Linked DNA regions of Mus musculus: all the other regions are linked to region 2. A link is a loop called in an ENCODE intact Hi-C map of the cell type or tissue named here. Cell type or tissue: left cerebral cortex. All regions are shown on one strand.

What was found. Hi-C counts contacts between places; a loop is a spot of excess contacts. Peaks named below come from ENCODE experiments on the same cell type or tissue, not always from the same donor. Only the 100,000 strongest peaks of a DNase experiment are listed, where the experiment ranks them.
Region 1: it touches region 2 in a loop (12-fold over the local background); 17 of 42 quality-filtered maps call a loop at or near these places.
Region 3: it touches region 2 in a loop (2.8-fold over the local background); 5 of 42 quality-filtered maps call a loop at or near these places.

The regions. Positions count from the first base shown.
Region 1 is chr3:80,957,203-80,959,702 of GRCm38, reverse strand. No RefSeq gene overlaps it. Among named protein-coding and RNA genes, the nearest start is that of Gm29808, 33 kb to the left of the region's middle. In left cerebral cortex, a CTCF peak has its summit at 945; a DNase peak (open chromatin) is centred at 919.
Region 2 is chr3:81,782,375-81,784,874 of GRCm38, reverse strand. No RefSeq gene overlaps it. Among named protein-coding and RNA genes, the nearest start is that of A830029E22Rik, 18 kb to the left of the region's middle. In left cerebral cortex, a CTCF peak has its summit at 1,437 (motif pointing right); DNase peaks (open chromatin) are centred at 1,614 and 2,283; H3K4me3 peaks cover 475 bases; H3K27ac peaks cover 736 bases.
Region 3 is chr3:80,804,221-80,806,720 of GRCm38, reverse strand. It overlaps a transcript of Gria2 not described here. Among named protein-coding and RNA genes, the nearest start is that of Gria2, 2.8 kb to the right of the region's middle. In left cerebral cortex, a CTCF peak has its summit at 1,170 (motif pointing right); a DNase peak (open chromatin) is centred at 1,181.

The sequences.
Region 1 (2,500 bases), 830 kb after region 2:
TCAAAATGACATTAACAAAAATGCTGGATTCTGAAACAAAATAAAATTGTAGTAAAGGAATAAAAATATTGGAAGTTGTGACTACGGACACAGACAAGAAAGACCTGAGGCTAACACTAAACTGCAACGCTATGATTCTGGAATTTATTAAGCAGAACAATGTGCAGAACATTTGGAAGCAATCTGTGTGCTACATTATGCATTCACTAGCTAGTTATTTGGATATTGTGGCACTTTTGGTCACTGCATTTTTGAAAAGATATAGACAAACTGAAATTGATCGAGGAAGGACAAGAACAATAAGAGGTAAAGCCCCGAGGAACAGTCTGGTTGCTATGATTGGATGCATGAGCATTTTTCTAATATTAGAATCAATTAATACTTCCCCCTTGGCAATGCTACCTAGAATAAAAAGGGGTTTAATAAAACAACCTTTTATATGTTTTTGATTCTGCCTTTGTTTTGCTGTGATGGAAATGCTAGAAAGTCATCTATGGAATCCCTGGGAGGATAAGTCTCCCAGAAATTGGAAAGCAGGTTCCCAGATCATTCTGAACAAATTATTCTCCCTAGTAGCAAATGGAATCCATAGGTATTTTCTGTGTTTGGCTGGTATTAGAAACCAAATAAATGGTTAGTTATCTCTTACCACGGTAAACAGTAAAAAGAGATATCCAAGACTCCCAGAGTCTTGAGAAATACAAGAGCTAACTAAATCTACATAGGCCTATAATAGTGTTTCTCATCTGCCAAGACACTGCTGGGAATATTTCTCGAACAGTGCTAGCAGAGTCTGGGCCATGGCTGCCAACAGCTATGGTTAATAGCAACCAGTAGCAAGACTTCAAAATCCCTGCAATGTTGATTTCAAAATGCCACCCTTCTTAGGAGGTGCAAGGCTCAGTGGCTATGGCTGTCCAGTTGTCAACAGAGACACCATGTGGTAGGGAGAGGCAATGGCAGCCAAGATAATGAAATCAGCTGTCCCAATGGTAGGACACATAGAAAACAGGGTTTCTCTTGTAATCAGGATATTTTGTACTGAACTAGAGATATAATTGCATTCAGAGTCCAAGGTAGAAGTGTAGCACAGAAAAGAACAACTACATTAAGAATATATTTTAAAAACGAAAGGAATGGCTTAAATTCAAGTTGAAAACACAATAATTTATATAAATTACTCATAAAAAACACTCCTAATATATCTAGATTAAATCAAAGCTTTCCATTTTCAACTTTTCCACTCCCATGGCAATAGAAACATCTACTTAGAATTAATCATAACTGAAATATTGTATTTATTGCTGTATTGCTGGAAAATCTGTCTCCCCTTCAAAATGTGAATTCTATAAGAACACACATTTCTTACCTTGTTCCATTACCATAAACTCAGGTCAAAGGGTTCCTAACATGCTTTGGATACATCGTTTGGTACATAGACATATCCAATAATTATTCAGAGACTACAGGACAAACATTATCCAGTTTAACGGGAAAAATTAAATATAGTATCCAAATCCCTTCCTACAATGAAAATCCCAACCCCCAATATACAATTGCTAGCATATCTTCATAAATATTCAAAGAATTAATATAAATAAGAACCACGACCAGTTAGATATAATTCTGTCAGAAAACAGAAAAAGAAGTGTCTTAGTCAGGGTTCTCTAGAGGAACAAACATGGCAGAATGTATGTGTGTGTGTGTGTGTGTGTGTATCTGTGTGTGTGTGTGTGTGTGTGTGTGTGTGTGTGTGTGTGTATGAAGGGAATTTATTAGAGTGGCTTACAAACTGTGGTCTAGCTAGTCCAACAGCTGCTGCCTAAAAACAGAAGGTCCAAGAATCTAGTAATTGCTTAGGCCAAGAGGCTAGATGTCTTCACTGGTCTTCAGTATATTCTGGAATCCTGGAAAGTAGGCTCTGATTCCAGTGAAGGCATAAAACTTGCCAGCAAGAATGAAAACAAGCAGACAGAGTCAATTTCCTTATTCTTTGCCCTTTATATAGGCTACCAACAGAAGATGTAGCCCGGGTTAAAGGAGGACCTTCCCACCTCCAATGATCTGGATTAAAGGTACATATTCCCACTTCAAAGGTCCTGATTCAAAGTGAGTCTCCCCACTTTAAATGATTTAATTACAAAAAAAATATCCCTCACAGGTATACCCAGCTGCTTGGGTTTGTTAATTCCAGATGTGGTCAAGTTCACAACCAAGAATAGCCACCACAGCAGGCATGGTTCCTTTTTTTATTAGGTTAATATTCAAATCTTGATTCCAAATCCTAGTAAGGAAATTACAAAGGAAGTTACAGCCCACTCTTGGGCATAAATGCAATTCAGCATGTTTTACAATTATATAAATTCCAATACCAGATGAGGTCATTCCATATGCAAAGTTAATTTAACATTTGCAATGGGATGACTACAGTTTATTACATGAATGGGGGAAAAAGGGAGCCAAGGAAAATGACATGATTACCTTGAAAAGACTTAGAAAA
Region 2 (2,500 bases):
GGTTCTTGAGGTTTGTGGGTTAGTCGCAAATTTCTCCCAGCTAAGTCCATGTGTTATGAGTTTGGGTTCCAGGTTGGCCTGTTGAGAAATGCTAAAAATAAAATAACAGGGCCTAGCATGATCTCCTGAAGTCACTGACTGCATATGTCTAAGAGTACTGTGGGATTCTCATCTTTCCTTGCTTCCTGTCTTGACCAGAAAGTATTCGAGTCCATAGTGATGCATGACACTCATCCGAGGCTAAGGGCAGTTGAGCCACCCGATATTATATTTGAACCTCCAGAGCAATGTGCTAAAATAAAGATCTCTTCGCTTTTTGATAGGTCCATCTCAAGGTTTGTGCTGTGGTACTTGAAAAGCTAACTAAAACACCAAGTAGCCTCAAAGCACACCGCAGAGCAAGCAAGCTGACTCAGAGTCGGAAAGAGCTCCACCCCAAAGGTACACAGAGTGAAGCACAAGGTAATGGAGTAGAGAATGGCTGAGCATCTTCTTTCGGACGGAAGCTCGGAAGGGGATAGGACTGGGCTCTAACAACACATAAAGATGAATGGTTACAAGACTGTGATAGAAAAGGAGACCTGGAGAACAAGATTTGGATTAGAGGCTTAGCAGAAAAGATTCACAAAAGGGAGCCAGACGAGGAACCACTGGAAATAATATCAAAGATCTTGCGGAAAATACCTACATCTTTAATATGTTTTCTGAGTCTTAATATGGTCCATGGGTTGGATGGCTTTACAGACCCTCTTCCCTCCAAACACATGTTTATTATTCTTAAGATAATTTTCACAGCCTTAAATGATTTTTACTTTTGACTTCAGAGATTGTTTTCCCCCCTGTTTGGAAGTGATAACCCCTGAGAGCCTCTACCTAGTTTTAATCTTACTGACAGGTTATAAGCAATTTCCTATTAAGAATGTTTTTGTTGTGATCATTATTTTTATCATGACTATCATATTATTTCAATATTTTTGTATGGAATTCCTAATGTTTCTAATTGACAGAGCTGTTATTCTACCTCTACAGTGCAGTTTAAATTATAATAACATAAACAGATTATATCTATCTACCTGAAATGCCAAGTGAAATGTCTCATGAACTACAGGCACTTATCTCTTTTTTCACAAGGAATAAATATAGTCGTTCATAGGACAGATAATGACATAAGTTTGAGGTTGACAGAAAAAAGGAGAGTTTATTTGAGGCAGATGTTTGCTATGGAGAAAGTCGCTGGAGAGTCATCAAGGGAACGCTGAATTTCCGACTTACAAATTTGATAGGGCAAGATGACAAGGAAAAATACCATTTCAAAATGGAGGGACTAACTTTACAAATGTGTCAGCCAAGACCCCCTAGTGAGGATCGAGAGAGAACACTGCCAATTTCACTTCCAAACACAAAACAACTCTGTAAACGCCGCAAGATATCTACTTTGCCAATAGAGGGCGCAAGAGACACGCTGAAGAAAAAAAAGGGATTTTTTTTTTTTTTCTTTCTTTCTTCCTCTCTTTTATGCTTTTCCTCTGAGCAGTTTTGCTTTGGCGTTACCCTTCTGGCTTCTGCTGCATTATTCCGTACATGATGTGGGTGTGTGGTGAGAACATGTGGTGGCTTTTTTATCCAGCCACGTACCCAGTGGACGCGGTGACCTCATAGGCTCACATCAAGCCCTATGATCACCTTCAGAAAGTTGTACTTGAAGCGTACTGATACTGAATGCTCCAGGCTTAGAGTCGTTAGCAGCACCAGGACTTCCTCTGTGGCTTTGCTTAATGGGCTGAATGCCCGCACCCAGCAGGCTGGCTCATTTCCTTCCTGTCTGCTGAGTGTGGACCAGCTTCGACCCAGAAACCCCAGTAGCCCCTTCTGCCATCCCGGGAGCTGTAACCACTCCCTCCCAAACAAGCCTCAGGCCTAATGGAACAGGGGATTTTCCTGACCAAGTTTGCCCTTCCTGTGGGCAGCCCAACGTCCTTTAAATGCTATCACTACATCTTTAGAGTTATTCCTCATAGCTTATTGTCTCCGTAATATCGAGTTTCTCCAGTGAAATCTACTCTGCTCTATCTGTTTCCCAATGAGATCAAGGATGAGACAAGAATTCATAATTTAAAGAGCCTTTATTTGCTATACATCTCTGAATCGCAAGGAACTAAACCAGGGGCCTCATGTAGCTTACCATGTGATGTGATAGTTTGGGGACTAGGGAGAAGACATGTCACTACAGTCACTATGACCCATTAGAATAAAACTATGCGGACTGCGCCAGGAGAGGGCCTTCTGTTCACAGTTCTTTACTTGTTTGGCATTTCCTTGTACTCATAAACCTGTTGCTGACAATCATTTGATCAGTTTAATTATCTAGAAATTACTTAGTAAAGGGACTGAGAAAGTACATCCAGAGTTCTGAAAAACTGTATATCCAGAGAAGAGTTAGTAATGAGCTCAGAGCAGAGACCATTGGCTGGCCTTCCAGGGGAGGTTGCCCCGTTTCTAG
Region 3 (2,500 bases), 980 kb after region 2:
ATTTGGTTTTTTGTTTTGTTTTGTTTTGTTTTTCAAGACAGGGTTTCTCTGTGTAGCTCTGGCTGTCCTGGAACTCACTCTGGAGAGCAGGCTGGCCTCGAACTCAGAAATCTGCCTGCCTCTGCCTCCCAAGTGCTGGGATTAAAGGCATGCGCCACCACTGTCCAGCTTCATTATATCATCTTAATCTCGTAATTTATAGCACCAGGCATAATAGATAAATACCGTAGTCACTTGCTATCTATAGATGCTATAATTGAATTTGATGTTATTAAATCCTTCAAACATAAAGTGGATACTGTTTTTCTATTTTAGGATTCTATACTTTAAATATCATATGTATATACAGACATACACCTACATATATCTATACATACACATTTATAATGCTTATGATTAGTAGTTTTAGATATGTGTCCTTGGGCTTTGAATTTGACATGCTGAGTCAATAATTTAAAATTCTGAAAAACAACAGTATGAACAATATTGTCTCAATCTTAATGTTTAGCTATATTTTTCTTAATTGAGAATCTCAAAATCCATTTCTCTTTATATATTTAGATCTTTACAACTCTTCTTTTTTTTTTTTTTCTGGTGTCTTAGAAAATAGGGTCTCATGATTAGAACACTGGAACGTTGTTCTGTTTCTTTGGCCATCTCCCATCTTTTGATGGGTTTCAATAAAGCCTTTCGGGGTTATGATGACTTCTGCTTTGTCAGACTTTATCAGTACAAACTGTAACAACTGAGTGAATAGTACAGTTTTGACTAGATATGCTTCCAGAAGTTTGTTTCAAGTCTGTTCAAAATTACCTCCACTCCATTCTCCATGCCTGACAAAATTTCTCTATGATAAGTATTTTAATTATAAAATATGAATATAAAATAATTGAAGATTTGACAAACACTTAAATTTGTTAGTTTGTGAAAGTTTACTTTAAAAATTAAAAGAAATTATAATTGAAATAAAGGTGGACTAAGAATGAGAAAATATATATCTAACTGTTATCATCCTACAAATTATATTTCAATATAAATATATTTCAATAAAAACAACAGCAGCAACCAACCACTGAAACAATCAATGAGAAAGATAATATTGATTTTTACTTTTTGTGAATTTTCTTGTATCTGAAAGGCTGCTTAAGAGCTACAGAGTTTCCAGGAGTGAACAGCAGAGGGCAGAAAACAGCAACTAGGTCCTTAGAACCTATTGTTCTATTCAATTTCTTTGTAATATTCAAAATTGATTTTGTTATTGATAAATTTAAGTATTCAAGAAACACGAAGCTTTGTGGCTTTAATGGGTGATCTTTATGCTTATAAAAAAACAAACATCAGTATTTTTCTATTTACTGTATAACCATTTACTCCATTCAGTTTAAAGTCATTATACTTAGACAGCATTCTGTGGTGAAAAGAATATCTACTACTTAATGTAGTGCATTGAAAAGCTTCATGGAAGATCATATTAATGTAATTATGTTAGTTTTAGTAGGAAATGTTTCTAGCTGTGTGAATGTCAGATGTTTACCTAAGTTTTGAACATAGATTTGCTACTAGAGTAGCAATCACATTTCAAAAATGCCTGATAAAATGTTATAGACTATGTACAATTACAATTTACCAGCAGAATGTAATGTTTGATAAGGTTGTTTATATTCCATGGGGATAAAGCACTATGATTCAGCAAGTTCATGTTCTTTAAGGATGAAATCCAGTCAATTTTGAGTTCATGACTGCCCTTGAATTTCAAATAGGTTAAAATGAAAGCTGCTTTCGAAGAGTCCCTTTATTTTAAATTTTAATTTGCTTGCCAGACACATTAATAGTATCATACATTTTTTCCATAATCAAGCTCCTGTCCCTTTATCATCAACTATCATCCCAGAGCACTTTGGATGAGACCGAAGATGCTCTGGTGGCAGACATTGAACAGCAAGTATAAGAAGCATGTTACTGAGACATTTTCCTTGCTGTATCTGTTGACCTGGTTCTATTAGAAGTTCATAAACTTCAAACCACTCTTGTGCTGGGTGTCAGAAGTAGAGGTGAAAATGTGTGTAATTTGTTTGATTATTCTTTATGTAACAAGTTGGGGTATTTATAATTCTTGTTTTACCTATAATTGTATTCTTATTGATTTTCTACAAGGCTTTGTATGTTCCTATTTAGAGGACCTGTTTAAATGAATGTGAAATTTTTGATTCACAGGTGAGATGAATTATTGGTTATAAAAAGAAGGTATTTTCACCCAGAATATGTCAGCTTATAACTTTAGTATATTATACATATGTTATGCATTCTTGCCTTAGGAACAAACACCCCCCTCCCACACACACACGCACACACACACACACACACACACACACACACACACACACACAAACACAGACAGAGGGGGAAACAGGGGAGGAGAAAGAGAGTGAGTAACAGAGGGGGTGGAGAATGACTTAAAATCACAAGCTTACAATATTTGGAAGTCACGGGTATTACTTTG